Linked DNA regions of Homo sapiens: region 2 is linked to region 1. A link is a contact called in ENCODE Hi-C data. All regions are on one chromosome and are shown on one strand. Each heading gives the region's core, a stretch centred on a gene start or an enhancer-like site at or near the end of the contact. The rest is flanking DNA. Distances are from core to core; before and after follow the strand shown.

Region 1 (4,102 bases), core at 829-3,328:
AATCCCAGGAGTTTGAGTTCAGCCTGGGCAACACAGTGAGACTCCATCTCTAAAAATAAAAAGTATACATGGCTTAGCATTTTTGAGGTTTTTCCTTAAAAAGCAAATTTAGCAGGTAGTATGTTTAATGAAAAGTTTTTATGTTTTTTACCTTCTTATCAATACAGATACAGAAGCATCATAAAACCAATGTTTAGCTAAATGAATTTTTATAAGGCAAACACCTTTGTAATCACCACCCAGTTAAAAATAAATAGAAATTGCTAGCCACTTCCAGAAGCCTCTCCATGTGCCCCACGCCAATTTTAATCCCTCTTCTTCCACTCAAAAATAACCACAGCTTCAGTTTCCATGTTATTGATACCCATAGCTCCTATGTTTATAAGATGCTATGATTCAGTCATTTTTTTCACCATTAAAAGATTATTTGTATTCAAGGGCTGACTTGTCAAAAAAAAAGAGATTGTGTAGCAAGTACATTTTTCGAAAGGCTTATTTATACCTTTTCTGTTTCGCTGCTACCCAGATATAATAAATACATTCATTAGCGTACACTATTTTTAAATACCTTGCCTCATTCCAAAAATATGTGCGGGGTTGAACACATGCTAAGAAATTCCCTCCACTAGGAGGCGCTACATCCCTTATGTCCTCAGACAGCTGGGAAGACTGCGCTTAATGTAACTCAGTTATCAGCGCATTTCTATGAATGAAGTCACAGAGGAACATGTGGGAGATCCACTTAACGACTTCTTTACCTTGCTGCATATCACAAAAAGGCTCACTGGTTGCCAGAAGTCCTGGTGAGTGGCAGGTTCCAAGAGTGAACTGATATTTCAACAACTACTTTTCCACTAACAACCTAAATCCATGAAATTGAGGGAGGGGGCCAGGAACATTTGGAACAAAGGGGCCCTGTTTCCAAGCGTAAATAAAATACAGCTGGTTTACAGCTGTGCTACCTTCCTCGCTGCAAGTCAAGTCATAAAACAGAATGAAACTTTCAGTAGTCACCGCTGTGAGGTTAGGGAATTCTGAGCATCCCTCTGGGCTCTAAGGTGACCAACTATTTGCTTTCTGAATTTCGTTTTTCAACCCATAGACACTGTATGGCTCATCAGAGAGGCAGATTTCCACTGCAAATTTACACAAGCCTAGACTGTCTATTTTTACACAATTGTTTGTTGTTTGCTTTTGTTTTTCAGATCAAAAAAATCTGAGGAATAGAGCTATGAAGACATCTGAACTCTAATTATAGGGGTTTGAATTTTTTAGATTAGACGTGCTACCCTTGTGACTCACAGTGATGTGCATTTCCCTGGTCTGATCATTAGCATACCAGGCAGGCTCAGATGCCCAGCATGTATCACAGATAGTAGGACATCATGCATATGCATGGGAAACTCCTAGCTCAAAATTGGCCTCTGATCAGACCAAAAGGCCAGTAACTGTGTCCAAGTAGCAACTCAACATCCACAAAGTGCCAACTGGAATGTTTTCCCATTTTAAGTGGGCACGGCAATCTAGACATTAACCAATAGACTTATAAGAATAGCTTGTATTGATTAAAGAAGCTTTATAATACATATTTTATTCCTATCATTTTATGTGCCTAAGATTTATTCCTTAAAATACTGATTCACTGATTTAGAAAACTCGGTAGGGGTAAATAAATCTGGTTGAATAAAGTTGAAAATAGACTACATCCTATAGTTTTTAAAAAAATATTAGAAGAGTATTTGTACCGCCTCCAGACAAACTGGTAGTTGTCCGTTGCATTTCAGACTCAATGAATATGGGCTCTTAAGCCAGATGGCATTAGGATCAGGAAGTGGGTTTGGCACTTTTCTTTCTCCTTCATGTCATTTCCAGACCATGACTCCTCTGCCCTCATGGAAAAAGTCTCATCTGTTCCCTTGTTCCCTCTCTCCTTAACTCTGTCCCCAGCTGATCTTCTGGTCACTTCCGTACATCCACTGATGACTTCATTCCTTGGCTCACAGGAGCTATATGAAATCCCACCATCATCCGGGGTGACTTCAGTGTTTGTGTTCATGACTCATTCAACCCTATTCCCACAGTTTCCTGAAAACCTCAACTCTGATGACCTTGATCTTCACTCTCCTCAACGATCTGCACTCAGGGCTGAAATCTGGCCTCATCACTAAATGTGGAACTGTTTAGGTGCAGCGGCCCAGACTCCAACCACAGCCTCGCCTCTTTCCCTGTCTCTCACTGGCTTGTCCTCACACCTCTGCTCTTGGGTCTTTTCAAATCTTCTAATCTCCAGCTTCCTCTATCTTATCCCAGTCCATCATAGCCCTCCTGTCTTCATTTTTATGTCTTTTCGCCTAAGATCATGTGAACAATCCATTCCAATCACTGCACTGTCTTCCTATATCCTCAACAATCTTGCCTCCTCGTCCTTTGGCTACATCCAGGTATCTGGCAAAAATCCCAAATGAGAGCTAAGCACAGTCTCATTTCCCAAGATCAAACACCTACATAAGGTGCCCTGGAGTGTAGGAGAACGACACTACAAATCTGTGGTCTCCAACCTTATCTGAGCTCTCAACACTGTCCAGGGATCTTTGTACATGTTCCTTGTCAACTCTCTAGCTTCAGTTAAAGATACTTTCTCCCCAGGACAAGCCCATACTTAGCATAAATAGAACATCAATATCTTTTTTGTTTGTACATAAAAAGGCTAATAACCAGTACCTTGAATTCCATCATGCCCTGACCTCTCAGGGACCCCATACCATCATTTATCCTCCACTCACCTGCATTTCACCTCTTTCACTATTTTCTCCTAACTCCTTCACCTAAGAATTTAGACTTCCTCTTCTTAAAACAATCCATGCAAATCCTATGCCCTCTCTAGCTAAGACTTACTTCTCTTCTTTCCTTCACAGCCACACCACTTAGGGAGACAAAGACTTCATTTAATCCCCAACTTCCTCTCAGCTGAACTCCACACTCCACAACCTCACTGAACCTGCTTTTCCATTCTTGTGAGGGCCACCAGTTACCTTCTAGTTGGTATGTTCAATGGACACTTTTTAGAATGTGTACCATTGCCTGTCAGTGGCATTTGGCACCATGCATCACTCCCTCCTTCCTGGAAAGTTCTTTCATCTTCACCTACCCCCCTGTTTCTGTCTACCCTGACTCCCCTTCTGCTTCCCTGGCTTCCCTCAGCACAGTGAGTCACCAGGTTGACCTTATATTTTGCATTCTTTCCCTGGATAGCCTCATTCACATCCATGGCTAAAGTTACTATTTGATGCAGATTTACTGAAGTCCCCAAAACCAGATCTCCTTCCTGAATTCCATACCTACATGTTATTTCCTATCAGGCATCTCACATGTATATTCCGAAGGTATTATGATCTCAACATGTCCAAAATAAACTCATCACTTTTCCCCAAAATATGTCCCTCTTTCCATGTTCAACATCAACCATCCCCTTGTCTATGCTGGAAACATGGCTATCAACTTTATTTCTCCATACCTCTCACCCTTTACTCAATCAGTACCAAGTTCCAGCAATTCAACCACATAACTATCAAATCCATGCCTTCTTCACCATCTCCACAGCCACTCTCTCATGTCAGTCTATCCCTATTTCATTCTTGGATCAGTATCAAGATAGCCACCTCTGAGTGGTCTTACTGCCCACTCCCCATCCCTCCCAATTCAAATTACTTCATATACTACAGTGGAGTACTCTCTCAAAAATGCATATCCAACTAGATCACTTCCTGAGAGATTCCCATGACCCACAGGATAAAATCCAAACTCTACCTAAAATGGCATACAAGACAGTCCATCTCTCCATCATTCTTTCTCACCATTCTCACCATTATCTCAAACCTTCCAATCCAGTTACAGGGAACTGCTTATGCAATGATATAGCTTAATGGTTGATAGATGAGTCTTGGTGTCAGATATACATGTGTTCAAAATTAAATTGCCACTTACTGGTTTGTGATCATGGACAAGTTACTTCTGAGAGCACCACATGCTTCTCTATCAGAGTACTTATTGTCCCACACCACCTTCTAAATCCTCCGTACTAGCCCATCTTTTCCACTGCACT
Region 2 (4,102 bases), core at 404-2,903, 400 kb before region 1:
AAAAGTCACACACTGTATGATTCCACTTATTTGAAATATCCAGAGTAGTCAAATGTTTAAAGGAAGAAAGCAGAGTGATTGCCAGTGGCTGGGAACAGAGGGAAGGGAGAATGACTTCTTTTTTTTTGAGTCTCACTCTTTCACCCAGTCTGGAGTGCAGTGTCTCCATCTCGGCTCACTGCAACCTCCGCCTCCCAGGTTCAAGAGATTCTTGTGCCTCAGTAATCCCAGTAGCTGGTATTACAGGCGTGCACCACCATACTCTGCTAATTTTTGTGTTTTCAGTAGAGACGGGGTGTCTCCATGTTACTCAGGCTGGTCTCGAACTCCTGACCTCAGGTGGTCCACCTGCCTCAGCCTCCCAAAATGCTGGGATTACAGGCATGAGCCACCGCTGAGAATGACTTCTTAATGGATATGAGGTTTCTCTTTGGGGTGATGAAAATGTTTTAGAAGTAGATAGAGGTGGTGATTGTACAACATTGTGAATGTACTAAATGCTGCTGAACTGTTTATGTTAAATGGTTAAAATGGTGAGTTTTCTATAGTGTGAGTTTTACCCCACATAAATAAAAAGCTCAACCTACAACCAATTTTAAAATAAAACTTACCTATGTTTTAAGACTATAAAATATTCCATTTTTATGTACAATGACAACCTACAAAGATTTCTGCATCCTTTTGGTTAAAATGTAACCAATCACCAAGTGCTATCATTTGTTTCTTTTGCCTTGTGTATTTGCTAAGTGGATAGCAAAGATCAAAGAACTTTCAGAAGAGATATAGAAATACAGCCAGATACAGCTAAGATCTCTTTGAACATGATAATAATTGAGTGTGCTGAGCTGTGTCCCAAAGGTCTATAGAATAATAAATGCAAAAGATATCTTGGGTGAAAAGAGTCTGAATTATGCAGCATAACTTTTTTAAACATTCCCTCTATTTTCTTGAGTCTTGCTATTGCTTGGTGATTTAGGAATTAGGATGGGTGGCTGTACTGTGGATTGCTTATTTCGATATCCATTTAAATCTTTTATCTTACAAAGGCTGGGGAGCTTTTAAAAGCTACATTTCCCAGATTTCCTTGCAGTTAGGATTCTGGACATGCTTTGGGTTGAGCAATCAGCTGTGCTTTCCTAAGATTCTATGGGCAAAGAGGCAGGATGCAGGCGCCCATTTTGTAGGTGTGGTTCATGGCCCAGGTGGTGTGGTTTGGGGGCAAAGAGCTGTCCTAGAAGTTTCCTAATTTGGCAGGTGGTTTTCCTGTTCAGCAGCTTCAGCAGCAGTGGTAGTATACTCATACATAATCAGAAATATTCCAGTTATCTGTTGCTGTGTAATGAACCATCCCCAAACTTAGTGACTTAAAACAAAATTTATTATTACTTCTCATGGTCTAAGCATAAACTGGGCTCAAGTAGGTAAGCTTCCCTTGGGCTCTCTTATGACGTTACATTCAGATGTGCACCGGGCTACAGTTATTTGATGGCTCAACTGGGCTGGATGTCCTGGGGTCTCACTCTCTGGCAGTTGAAGCCAGCTATTGGCTGGGAATTCACCAGAATTTGGTGGCTGACGCACCTACCGTGACACACCTCACTGTGTTGTTCAGGCTGCCCATGACGTGGTGTCCAGGCTCAGAGGAGGCACATCCCAACAGTCAGCATTCCAAACAGCAGGAATCAGAAGCTGCCAGAAGCCGCAGTTAGGGCTACACCAGGAACAGACACAGAGTCATTTCTACCACATTCTGTTAGCCAAATGATACCACTCAACCAACTCACACTTAAGAAAGTGATACAGGCTCCACCTCTTGATGAGGGAATGGCAAGCTCAGTTGCCAAAGGGTATATGAGATGAAAGATAGTGTTTATCCATCTTTGGAAAAACTACAAGGGTAGAGGAAGAGTGGTCTGGAGGCCTAATGTTGCTCTTCCTGCTCTGCTAATAATTTTACCAGCACCAATTCCCCATGTGAAATCTCTTTCTGCTTAAATTAGCCAGACTGGGATCTGTTGACTACACCTGGATCCTGATCAAGGCTGGAGGTGGGACTTTACTGTCCCCAGGCAAATAGCATTCCAATATATTACTCTGTATGTAACTGGCATAGAGCAGTGACGCTCCGGAGAGGAAAAGCATTTGGAGTTGGAAAGTCCCTTGCTGAGTTTCAAGTTTCCCATCTGGAAAATGGGGATGATAATAATAATAATTTGGCATCTACTTTATAGAGTTAAACAGATTAAATGAGTCAACACATGCGCAATATTGTCACGTGCCTAGCACCTGGAAGGCAATGCTTGATGAAGTCCGTTTTGCTTGTTTGCTCAGCTCAAGCCGGCTCCCTCTCTTTGGTAATCGCTCTATCTGCAGGCACAGTGAAGTTAAGTAACTGGCCCAAAGGCATACTGCTAAGAGAGGACATCTTAGGCCGGGTGTGGTGGCTCACGCCTGTAATCCCAGCACTTAGGCCGAGGCAGGTGGATCACCTGAGGTCAGGAGTTCAAGACCAGCCTGGCCAACATAGTGAAACCCCATCTCTACTAAAAATACAAAAATTAGCCGGGTGTGGTGCCACGCAACTGTAGTCCCAGCTATTGAGGAGGCTGAGGCAGGAGAATCGTTTGAACCCAGAAGGCTGAGCTTGCAGTGAGCTGAGATCACGCCACTTCACTCCAGGCTGGGTGACAGAGCAAGACTCCAGTCACTTAACTAACCCAAAGGCACACTTGACTCTAGAGAGCAAGGGGAGAGTAGCTAAGAATAGGGAAGATAAGACGCAAACCCGCATAGTCTAGCTTCATAGTTCATGCTCTCAATCCTTACACTGTACCACTTTTTAAAGCTGAGAACTGAAGGTGTTTACAAGTTAGCTAGGGGACATGTGGTTGCTGCCAAGGATGGAAATATAATGAAGATACGGTTGAGGTGAAAGTAAGTAAAGGAGTGTTCTAGAAGACAAAGAACAGCACATACCAAAGCTCCAAGGAGGAAAAGACATTGGTGGAATTCAAGAAATTCCTTCAGAGAAGGCTAAAGCGGTGAGAATGCTTTTCTCCCCTCTTTCACATCATGGCACACCTAGAAAATGACACTATTTGTATAGATCACTGGAATAAATGCAGAAGCTGTTTGTGGCTGGAGACACCCGGCCCAGGAGTTGTGGGTCTCAGTCATAGGCATATCTGGAACCCACTTATAGGAAATCTTGTCTAGAAAGTAGAGAGCAAGGGGAAAGTTGACACAGAGACTGGAAAGGTGAGACAGACCCAAGACAGGCACAACCCCCTGGGCCATAAGAAGGATTTGAATGCGAGTTTGAGTGTATTGGGAGGCCACTGGAGGATTTAACTGGGAGAGAAGCCATGAGATCCAATTTGCTTTGTGTCTTTTGGAGAACACTAACTGCTGTGAGGTCAAAGGATCAATGGATGAGAGGACAGGTGTGGAAGTGGGAGGGAGGGGACAGGTAAGAGGCTGTTGCAGTAGTCTTGGAAAAAGAAATGAGGACAGCATAGGCTAGGTGGATGACAGTGGAGGTGGAAAGAAATACATGGATTTCAGGTATCTTTTTTTTTTTTTTGCAATTTCTTCCTCCTAGTTCAAGTGATTCTCCAGCCTCAGCCTCCCAGTGGCTGGGATTACAGGTGCCTGCCACCACGTCTGGCTAATTTTTTGTATTTTTAGTAGAGACTGGGTTTCACCATGTTGGTCAGACTGGTCTTGAACTCCTGACTCAGATGATCCACTCACCTTGGCCTTCCAAAGTGCTGGGATAACTGGTGTGAGCCACCGCACCTGGCCGGATTTCAGGTATCTTTTAGAGCTTGTATCTCCCAGGCCTAGAGATGGTTTGGGTGTAAAAGGTGAAGGAGAAAGGATAGTAATGTTTCTTCTCTCACAGTGTTCTCATGAGAAATTAAATTTAATTTTGTCCAGGTTCCTCAAAAAAGCTAAACATAGAATTATTATATAGTCCAGCTTTTCCAAAAGAATTCACAGCAGGAATGCAAACACACACTTGTATATCAATGTTCATAGCAGCACTATTCCCAATAGCCAAAAGGTGGAAACAACCCAAATCTCCATCAACAGATGAATG

The links. A loop is a pair of places that touch in the nucleus more often than their neighbours do. Pooled maps may share reads with other maps.
Region 2: a map of endothelial cell of umbilical vein shows a loop between it and region 1 (4-fold over the local background). The contact joins two enhancer-like sites. A Hi-C loop is called at or near these places in 1 of 168 maps with a recorded cell type or tissue (endothelial cell of umbilical vein), 5 of 37 single-sample maps with no recorded cell type and 12 of 50 pooled maps.

What each region holds. Positions count from the first base shown.
Region 1 is chr9:109,814,592-109,818,693 of GRCh38, reverse strand. All of the region lies in intron 1 of PALM2AKAP2 (PALM2 and AKAP2 fusion), which reads right to left. Among named protein-coding and RNA genes, the nearest start is that of PALM2AKAP2, 36 kb to the right of the region's middle. RefSeq lists an enhancer at 1,297-2,496. Within about 2 kb of position 2,078, at least 9 of the 41 ENCODE cell types and tissues checked have a DNase peak (open chromatin) inside an H3K27ac peak, as active enhancers do.
Region 2 is chr9:110,211,827-110,215,928 of GRCh38, reverse strand. No RefSeq gene overlaps it. Among named protein-coding and RNA genes, the nearest start is that of C9orf152, 5.7 kb to the right of the region's middle. Within about 2 kb of position 1,653, at least 6 of the 41 ENCODE cell types and tissues checked have a DNase peak (open chromatin) inside an H3K27ac peak, as active enhancers do.